Regions from separate parts of the Homo sapiens genome. Here region 2 is linked to region 1. A link is an interaction called in ENCODE POLR2A ChIA-PET data of the cell type or tissue named here. Cell type or tissue: PC-9. All regions are shown on one strand. Links, peaks and the distances in the headings refer to the core of each region. The heading gives the core; the rest is flanking DNA.

Region 1 (5,376 bases), core at 52-5,051:
CAGGTCAGAGGAGATGGAGCCTGCCTCCCTCACCGCCCTCCCCCACTGGGCACTCACCAGCATCTGCCAGCGGGGCATGAAGTCGGCGCTCTGGCGGACCCGCTCAAAGATGTGCTGCAGCTGAGGGCTGATGAAGCTGTTGTCTTGGGAGACAGTGGAACCAGGGGGGAAGTAAGCGAAGAGGTGAGGAGGGACCCCGTGTGAGTATCTGAAGTTGGGGCCTGTTGGTGGGTAGGGCTGGGGTAGAAGGGAGGTCAGGGGTCAGGAGTCGAGGGTCATGCTGTACCCTGGATGCTGAGCATCTGGCCAACCTTGAGGGCGGCCCCTCGAACTGTACATAAGGTCTGCACAATCCGCTCGGCATTGGCCTCCGACAGGAAGGGGCTGGAGTCCAGCCCAGAACCACCCTCTGGGGAGAGAACAACCATTAGAATTATAACCACAAATATCATCACTGCGGCCAGGCCCGGCGGCCCACGCCTGTAATCCCAGCACTTTGGGAGACCCAGGCGGGATGAACACAGGAGTCTGAGACCAGTCTGGGCAACAGTGACATCCTTTCTCTATTAAAAAAAATATATATCATCTGCACACCAACAGGAATGGCTAAAACGAAATACGGAGGCCAGGCTTGTTGGCTCGCGCCTATAATCCCAACACTGGGAGGTCAATGCAGGAGGATGGCTTGAGTCAAGGAGTTCCAGACCAGCCTGGATAACAAAGCAAGACCCTGTCTCTAATTAGCTGGGTGTATGGTGGCATGTGCCTGTAGTCCCAGCTACTCAGGAGGCTGAGGCAGGAGGATTGCTTGAGCCCTGGAGGTTGAGGCTGCAATGAACTGTGATCGCACCATTGCACTCCAGCCTGGGCAACCAAGCAATACCCTGTCTCGGGAAAAAAAAAAAAAAAAGAAAAGAAAGAAAGAAAAATAAACATAAGTTAAAACAAATTGCAGGAGAGTCAAAGAGTAACTACTACAGTATTGAATAGATGAGCTATCACTACACACAACAGCCCAGGTGGGTCTCAAAAATGTAATGCTGAGTGAAAGCAGCCGGGTGCATGAAATCATCACCCAGTTACACTGATATAAAGAGCAAAACAAGGCCAAACAAATCCAGGGTCCAGGAGCCAAGACAGAGGTCACCCTTGGTGAGGGGAGTGACCAGGTGGGGACATGAGAAGGGCAACGATTCTCGAAATGTGGGCCAGGGACCCCTGAGGGTCCCTGAGACCATTCAGAGGGGTCTGAGAGATCAAACTATTTTTATCGTAACATTAAGATGTTATTTTCCCCTTTCTGCTCTCATGCGTCTAAGAACATTCACTGGAGTTCTCCAGAGGCTCCAGGACATGTGAGGACACCATCAGACTGACAGCTGATGGAATGTGTACGTGTGTACTCTTGTGTTTTAAAAATATCTCTGTATTTTTGTTGTGTTTTTGAGACAGTGTCTCACTCTATCACCCAGGCTGGAGTGCAGCGGCACAATCATGGCTCACTGCAACCTCCTGGGCCCAAGTGATCCTCCTGCCTTAACCTCCTGAGTAGCTGGGACTACAGGTATGCACCACCATGCTTGGCTAATATTTTTACTTTCTGTAAAAATGGGGCCTCGCTATGTCACTCAGACTGGTCTCAAATTCCTGACCTCAAGGGATCCTCCCGCCCCAGCTTCCCAAAGTGTTGGGATTACAGGCGTAAGCCACCGCACCTGGCCTAAAAATTTCTCAGTTTTAATTTCTAATATGGTAGACATTGATAACTATAATCCACATAAATAAGCTCTTTGGAGGCTCATTCTAACAGTTTTATTGAGAAATAATTCACATACTGTTATAATTCACCATTTAAGTTATATAATTCAATGATTATTAGTATATTCACAGAGTTGTGCAAGCATCACCAGAATCAATTTTAGGACAGTTACACCACGCAAAAAAGAAACCTGGCTGGGAGTGCTGGCTCATGCCTGTAATCCCAGCACTTTGGGACGTCGGGGCGGGATCACTTGAGTTCATGAGTTTGAGACCAGCCTGGGCAATATGGTAAAACCCTGTTTCTACAAAAAATACAAAAATTAGCTGGGCATGGTGGTGCATGCCTATAGTCCCAGCTACTCAGGAGGCTGAGGCAGGAAGATCACTTGGACCCAGGAGGTAGAGGTTACAGTGAGCCGTGATCCCGCCACCGCACTCCAGCCTGGGTGACAGAGTGAGACCTTGTCTCAAAAAAAGAAAAAAAAAAAAGAAACCCTATACCCATTAGCAGTCACTCTTCATTTCCCCCAATCTCCCCAGGCCTTGACAACCACTAATCTACTTTATGTCCCTACAGATTTTCCTATTTTGTACATTTCATATTAATGGAATCATTCAATATGTGGTTTTTCAGTGTGTGGTTGCTTTTACTTAGTGTTTTTTTTTTTTGAAACAGTGTCTCGCTCTGTCTCCAAGGCTGGAGTACAATGGCATGATCTTGGTTCACTGCAACCTCCGCCTCCCCGGTTCAAGCAATTCTCCTGCCTTACCCCCCACCCAAGTAGCTGGGGTTACAGGCACCCACCACCACATCCAGCTAATTTTTTGTATTTTTAGTAGAATCAGGATTTCGCCATATTGGACAGGCTGGTCTTGAACTCCTCACCTCAGGTGATCCACCTGCCTCGGCCTGCCAAAGTGCTGGGATTACAGGCGTGAGCCACCGCAACCGGCCTCACTTAGTGTTTTCAAGATTCATCTACATTGCAGCATGTGTCAGCCCTTCATTCCTTTTTATGGCTGGATAATATTCCATTGTATGCCTATCACATTTTATTCATCCATTCATCAGTTTTAAAGGTGTGCAGGGATCCTGAGACCAAGAAGTTTGAGAGCAGCTATTCTAGGGTTTCTTACTCTGGGTACGGACAAATGTACTTTGTGAAAACGCACCAAGCCATACACTTACAGGTATGTGTACCTGGGTTTATATGCAAATTACATTTCAGCTTTGGCAAAACATTTATTTTTCTTTTTTTAATATGAACACTTTATGAATTTATGTGTCATCTTTGCACAGAGGCCGTGCTAATTTTCTCTGTCTCATTCCAATTTTTATTTATATGTGATGCTGAAGCAAGCACAGCACAACAAAGCAATTCTTAAGCCTTTATTAATTTTGAAGGCCAGTTGTGGTGGCTCACAGCTGTAATCCCAGCACTTTAGGAGGCCAGGGTAAGAGGATCTCTTGAGCCCAGAAGTTCAAAGCTGCAGTGAGCCATGACTCACCACTGCACTCTAGCCTGGGTGACAGCAAGACTCTATCTCTTAAAATAAAATTTAAAATAAAATAAAATGTTATTGAGCTCATTATTGAGCTGTTCCAGGCAGAATCCTAAGTGTCTTTGTGGATTCTCTGGCTGAATGCCCACAATCACACCTGGAAGTAAGAATTATCAATCCTTTAATTTTCAAGGTGAGAAAGCAAGAGACTCAAAGAGGTGCAGCACCTATCCCTGGGTCACATAGCATGGAAGTGGCAGAGTGGGGTGTAGACTCAGGCTGGTCATACCCAAACCCTAATCCTCCACCTACCCTCAACTTTTTATTTTGAAAAAAATATCCAGGCTGGGTGTGGTGGCTCATGCCTGTAATCCCAGCACTTTGGGAGGCTGAGCAGGGAGGATCACTTGAGGCTAGGAGTTCCAGACCGGCCTGGGCAACATGGCAAAACCTTCTCTCTACAAAAAATACAAAAAATTAGCCAGGCGTGGTGGCACGTGTCTATAATCCCAGCTATGCAGGAGGCTGAGGTGGGAGGATCACCTGAGCCTGGGGAAGTCAAGGCTGCAGTGAGCCATGATCGTACCATTGCATTCCAGCCTGGGTGACACAGCAAGACCCTGTCTCCAAAAAAAAAAAGACAGAAAAAAATCCAAACAGAAAAGTTGCATGCATAATATCGTGAACACCTGCACACCCGCACACCCTCCACCTCGATTCAACATGGTACCATTCTGCTTCGTCTGCTTTATCTGTGCGTGTACCCACACACTTACTATTATTATTTTTTGCTGACCCACTTGCATGTAGTTGCACTTAAGCTTTGCTAAGAATAAGGATATTCCCCTACACAATCACAGTACCATAATCACATGTAAGAAAATTAACACCAATTCCTTAACATCTGCCATGCAGTCCATATTCAGATTTTCCATTTGTCTCCAAAAAGTCTTTCATGGCTGTTTTTTCCAAACTGATATGCAATCATGGTTCAGATGCTCCATTTGTCAAATAATGTCTCTTTCATCTGTTTTTAATCTGGAATATCCACCCCCACTTGTTTCAAGACATTGACTTGTTGAGGGAACCTCCACCTACCCTCAACTTTTTATTTTATTTTTTATAACGGCAAATGCTACACATCTAATTCCATCTCTGATGTACACAGACCCTCGCTGGCACTTCTATTTTCAGCTTTCTGCTCCTGCTCCAAGTTAGGAACTCCCAATGGCTTAAATGTTTTCTCAGATAATCTAATATGTGGCTGGGCACAGTGGCTCATGCTATAATCCCAGCACTTTGGGAGGCCAAGGCGGGTGGATCATGAGGTCAGGAGTTGAAGACCAGCCTGGCCAACATGGTGAAACCGTCTCTACTAAAAATACAAAAATTAACCAAGCGTGGTGGCATGTGCCTATAATCCCAGCTACTTGGGAGGCTGAGGCAGGAGAATTGCTTAAACCTGGGAGGTGGAGGTTGCAGTGAGCCAAGACTGCGCCATTGTACTCCAGCCTGAGCGACAGAGTGAGACTCCATCTCAAATTAAAAAAAAAAAATCTAATATGCTTCTCTTAATCATGACCCTGATAGTGGTTTAGGCCTGTTCAAAGCACTTCACAATGACTCTAAGAGGTGGGTAAATTATCACCACCTCCATCTTCCGCATGAGGAAACTGGAGCTCAGAGGGGTGAAGTCACTTGCCCCAGGTCACACAGCAAAGCCAGGATCTGAACCCAGGCAGTGTGGCTCACTCACCTGACTGCAGACGACCTCCTGGCATGGACTTCTTAGCCATCTCGGCCAGTACTCCTAGCCCCAAGCCCACAGCCAGTCCTGGAGTGCAAGAGAAGAACATGAGTGCCCGTTTGCCTGGGGTGCCCCCAGCCTAACCCACTCTCCTTTCTCAGTTTTTCTCCAAGAATGCTTGTCTCCCAACTCTTTTTATTTTTTCTTTTGTTTGAGATGGAGTCTCGCTCTGTTGCCCAGGCTGGAGTGTGGTGGCACAATCTTGGTTCACTGCAACCTCCACCTCCCGGGTTCAAGCGATTCTCCTGCCTCAGCCTCCCGAGTAGCTGGGATTACAGGCACGCGCCCACCACGCCTGGCTAAAT
Region 2 (5,376 bases), core at 263-5,262, 460 kb after region 1:
GGTGGACAGAGTGAGACCCTGTCACAAAACGAAAAGAAAGAAAGAAAAAAAAAGCAAGAGACATGCCTGATTCTTTCCTTTACTTACTAGTTTTCACAATAATGAGTTGGTTCCTTAGTGTCCTTCAAAAGTGGCCTGTGAGGTTCGGTTCTTTTGAGTATCAAGATGTTGGCAGAGCACTGTGGCTCACACCTGTAATCCCAGCATTTTGGGAGGCCAAGACAGGTGGATCACTTGAGGTCAGGAGTTTGAGACAACCCTGGCCAACATGGTGAAACCCTGTCTCTACTAAAAATACAAAAATTAGTCAGGCATGGTGGTGGATGCCTGTAATCCCAGCTACTCAGGAGGCTGAGCCAGGGGAATCGGTTGAACCTGGGAGGTGGAGGTTGCAGTGAACCAAGATCATGCCACTGCACTCCAGCCTGGGCGACAGAGTGAGACTCCCTCTCAAAAAAAAAAAAAAAAAAAAAAGATGCTGATTCCCTGACATGTTGGATCATGGCTATGTCAGAATCTAGGGATAAAATACTAACAAGTGCTTGGAAGAGTAAGTAAATGAAAGACAAGACAGTGATTGACTTCAGGATAAACAAGCCCGTATGAGAAAGGAAATGCCATCACTGAATAGTTCACTACACGGCCTAACTGTGGACTCTTATCTATTGCAGAGTCATCGTCATGCAAGCATTCAACATTGATTTAACTAGACATAGTGATAAATGTCCAGGCGTGGTGGCTCACACCTGTAATCCCAGCACTTTGGGAGGCCGAGGTGGGTGGATCACCTGAGGTCAGGAGTTTGAGACCAGCCTAGCCAACGTGGCAAAACCCTGTCTCTACTAAAAATACAAAAATTAGCCGGGCATGGTGGCGTGTGCCTGTAATCCCAGCTACTAGGGGGGCTGAGCAGGAGGATCACTTGAACCTGGGAGGCAGAGGTTGCAGTAAGCTGAGATCACGCTACTGTACTCCAGCCTGGGCGACAGAGTGAGACTCCAAAAAAACAAAGGAAGGAAAGAAGAAAGAAAAGAGAGAGAGACAGAGAGAAAGAAAGAAAGAAAGAAAGAAAGAAAGAAAGAAAGAAAGAAAGAAAGAAAGAAAGAAAGAAAGAAAGAAAGGAGGGAGGGAGGGAGGGAGGGAGGGAGGGAGGGAAGCTAAACAGAGCAACTGTGGGAGAGGAAGAAAATGAGCACTAAAGGGAGTTCTCCCCAAAGGTTTCCCAAAGTCTGCTTCTTGGAGGAATTCTATACAAGACTGAGGTCCCTAAATCTCCTAGATCCAGGCATAGTAGGCTGAATAACGCCACCCCACCCCGCCCGAAGATGTCCACACCCTAATGCTCAGAACCTGCGAACACATTCCCCGACATGGTAAATGAGGTTTTGCGGAAGTGATTAAGGATCTTGAGATGGAAGGGTCATTCTGGATTAGCTAGTGGACCCAAGGTAATCACAAGCATCCTTCTAACAGGAGAGCAGAAAGGTCACAGTCAGGCTGGGCACGGTGACTCACGCCTGTAATCCCAGCACTTTGTAAGGCGAAGGTGGGCGGATCACCTGAGGTCAGGAGTTCGAGACCAGCCTGGCCAACATGGTAAAACCCTGTCTCTACTAAAAATACAGAAATTAGCCAGTGTGGTGGCGTGTGCCTGTAGTCCCAGCTACTCAAATGGCTGAGGCACAAGGATCACTTGAACCTGGGAGGTGGAGGCTGCAGTGAGCCAAGATTGTGCTATTGCATTCCAGCCTGGGTGACAGAGCAAGACTGCATCTCAAAAAAAAAAAAAAAGAAAGAAAGGTCAGAGTCAGAGAAGATGTGACCACTGAAGCAGAGACTGGAGTGATGCAGTCAGAAGCCACGGCATGGAGGCAGCCTCCAGAGGCTGGGAGAAAAAAGTGACAGATTCTCCACTGAAACCTCCAGAAGGATCCAGCCCTGCTGACACTTGACTTTAGCCCGTTAAGGTTAGCTTCAGACTTCTGACCTCCAGAACTGTAAGATAATAAATCTGTGTTGATTTACACCACTAAGTTTGTGGAAATTTGTTAATGGCAGCAATAGAAAAATAATAACACCATCGGCCGGGTGCAGCGGTTCACGCCTGTAATCCCACCACTTTGGGAGGCCAAGGTGGGCAGATCATTTGAAGCCACGAGTTCGAGACCAGCCTGGCCAACACGGTGAAACCCTGTCTCTACTAAAAATACAAAAATCAGCCCAGTGTGATGGTGCATGCCTGTAGTCCCGGCTACTCGGGAGGCTGAGACAAAGGATCCCCTGAACCCAGGAGGTGGAGGTTGCAGTGAGCTGATCCCAAAGTGCTGGGATTACAGGCGTGAGCCACCGCGCCCAGACCCCTGTTTTTTTTCGTTTGTTTGTTTGTTTGTTTGTTTGTTTGTTTTGAAACAGAGTCTTGCTTTTGTTGCCCAGGCTGGAGTGCAGTGGTGCAATCTCGGCTCACTACAACCTCTGCCTCCCGGGTTCAAGCGATTCTCCTGCCTTTTCATCTCGGCCTTCCAAAGCACTGTGATTACAGGCATGAGCCACTGTGCCTGGCCTATTTATTTATTTATTTATTTCTAAGATGGAGTTTCGCTCTTGTTGCCCAGGCTGGAGTGCAATGGTGCCACCTCGGCTCACTGCAACTTCCACCTCCCGGGTTCAAGCAATTCTCCTGCCTCAGCCTCCCAGTAGCTGGGATTACAGGCAGGTGCCACCACGCCAAACTAATTTTGTATTTTTAGTACAGATGGGGTTTCACCTTGTTGATTAAGCTGGTCTCAAACTCCTGGACTAAAGCGGTCCACCCACCTCAGCCTCCCCAAGTGCTGGGATTACAGGCATGAGCCACCGCTCCCGGCCCTGGAGTAGCTTTTATGTGGCAACAGGAGTTAGAAATCCTTCTGTCCTAAACAGCTCAGGCTCCCACAACATACTATATATTGTCTTTCTCTTAGTCTTTGCCCAGGCTCTCCCTGCTCCCTCTGTGGTTGCAGTTAGGGTTCATTCTTGGTCCAGGGTTAAGATTCGTTCCAAGGCCTGGAACAGCAGTCAGTCTGTACCTGTGGTCAGGACACAAACTGATAACTTTTACTTTCCTGGAATGTCTACTGATCCTGTGACATTGTCCGGCCCCTGCTCATTCAGGTGCTGGAAGAGAATGCAAACTATTGGAGCCTCTGGTTTAGGTTTCCTCAAGGTCATCTCAGCCATACCCCTGTCTCCTAGAGAAATTTCTCAAGAGATTAAGGGACTCATTCAACTTGGCACATACCTTGGTTGCCTTAGGTACTTCTTTATCTTCAAAATAAATTGTGCCAAAGTCCTAGATATCAGAATGTCAACAGGGAGAGGTTCCCACCCAGGCCTCCCGTTTCCGCTTGCACCTTGCACCTGTTGGGCAGATGACTTTGCGCGAGTCACTTCCTGACTCTGGCCCTAAAACTTCTTTTGTAAAACAAAGGGCATGGGTCAGAGGGTCTCTAATGGGGTCCCAAGATTAAAATTTCACAGTTCTGAGTGTCTAGAGTCTCCAGGCAGTGTGGTACCAGCTCTGGATTCAGAGAGACCCAGGTTTGAGCCCAAAGCCTGGGAGTTACTGACTGGCTGGCCGTGGGAAAGTGACGGAACACTCCCAAGCCTCGGTTTCCTCACGTGTAAAATGGGAATTAACTAAGGCAATGCCTCTCAAACACTTGGCACAGCCCCTGGCATGGCATACAGTCCATGCCATTGCTGTTGAGTTTGTAATGATTATATATAATTAAGTCTGTGCTGACAATACGTAGCTACGTAGGACCAAGCATCCAGCAGAACGCACAGTCCGAGACACTCTAGGTTGTGGTAGTAACTGCTGTAAAATAACTCCTTTATTATTGCACGTCAGAATAGGCAAGAGAGTGTAACACAGAAAACATCAGCTACTCTTCAGGGTGGTGACTGCTCCTTAGTCTAGGTATGTACACCTGGAAGGGTCCGTGAACATTTTCCATGGGAGAGATGGATACAGAGATAAGTTAAAGGAAATTGCCGGGCGTGGTGGCTCACATCTGTAATCCCAGCACTTTGGGAGGTCGAGGCGGGTGGATCATGAGGTCAGGAGTTCAAGACCAGCCTGACTGAATTGGTGAAACCTTGTCTCTACTAAAAAATACAAAAATTAGCTGGGCTTGATGGCGGGAGAATCATTTGAACCCAGGTGACAGAGGTTGCAGTGAGCCAAGATGGCGCCACTGCACGCCAAGCCTGGGCGACAGAGTGAGACTCCGTCTCAAAATAAATAAATAAATAAATAAATAAATAAATAAATAAATAAAGGAAATTAATGCCCAAATCCTCACCTTTCAATTGAACAGTTCCCCGAGGAGACCTGCCTGAAAATGCCCCAGTTGTATAGGAATGATTTACCCATATCCTGTTTCACTTTTCACCCATCACTCACTTTTTCTTTTTCTTTCCTTTTTCCTTTTTCTTTCCTTTCTTTTTTTTTTTTTTTTTTTTTTTTTTTGAGACAGAGTCTTGCTCTGTCGCCCAGGATGGAGCACAGTGGCCCCATCTCAGCTCACTGCAACCTCCGCCTCCCAGGTTCAAGTGATTTTCCCGCCTCAGCCTCCCAAGTAGCTGGGATTACAGGCGCACACAACCACTCCTGGCTAATATTTGTATGTTTAGTAGAGATGGGTTTTCACCATGTTGCCCAGGCTGGTCTCAAACTCCTGACCTCCAGTGATCTGCCTGCCTCAGCCTCCCAAAGTGCTGGGATTACAGGCGTGAGCCACTGTGCCCAGACTTTCTCTTTTTCTTTTTTTTTTTTTTTTTGCCAGAAAGGGTCTTGCTCTGTTGCCCAGGCTGGAATGCAGTGGCTCAATCTTGGCTCACTGAAGCCTCAACTTCCCAAGCTCAAGCAATCCTCCCACCTCAGCCTCTTGAGTAGCTGGAATCACAGGTACGTGCCACCACACCTGGCTAATTTTTTTTTTTTTTTGTAAAGACAGTGTCTCACTATGTTGCCCAGGCTGGTCTTGAACTCCTGGGCCCAAGTGATTCTCCTGCCTCAGCCTCCCAAAATGCTGGGGTTACTGGAGTGAGCCACCATGCCTGGCCCCACTTTTTACTCACTTTTTTGTTCATTTGTTTGTTCCCACTTAAAAAAAAAAATCCTACCTCTCTTCCATTTTCAGTACATGCTCTCAGTGCTGAAATCCTCTGGTGACCAAATAGAGACATCTAGAACATTAATAGTGGTGTTAGGAGGAATTCAATTGACTGGGTAATAAATCCGCCTTCAAGTCTTTGCTTTTCAATGTTTTGTTTTCAATACTTTGCAGTCAACAAAACTAGAAGAGGACCTAGAGCAATTGCCAGCTGAGGAGT

The links. Peaks named below come from ENCODE experiments on the same cell type or tissue, not always from the same donor. Only the 100,000 strongest peaks of a DNase experiment are listed, where the experiment ranks them.
Region 2: POLR2A ChIA-PET joins it to region 1 with 5 read pairs; 6 of 35 experiments call an interaction of 5 or more read pairs at or near these places.

What each region holds. Positions count from the first base shown.
Region 1 is chr19:40,705,039-40,710,414 of GRCh38, forward strand. It overlaps COQ8B (coenzyme Q8B), which reads right to left. Exons shown (of 15, transcript NM_024876.4): 5 at 5,021-5,098; 6 at 287-409; 7 at 58-143. It also overlaps the pseudogene RNU6-195P. Among named protein-coding and RNA genes, the nearest start is that of COQ8B, 9.2 kb to the right of the region's middle. In PC-9, for the core only: no CTCF peak of the experiment used is centred there; no DNase peak of the experiment used is centred there.
Region 2 is chr19:41,163,944-41,169,319 of GRCh38, forward strand. All of the region lies in intron 2 of LOC124904790, which reads right to left. Among named protein-coding and RNA genes, the nearest start is that of CYP2S1, 27 kb to the right of the region's middle. RefSeq lists an enhancer at 3,201-3,495. In PC-9, for the core only: no CTCF peak of the experiment used is centred there; a DNase peak (open chromatin) is centred at 3,238; H3K27ac peaks cover 1,291 bases.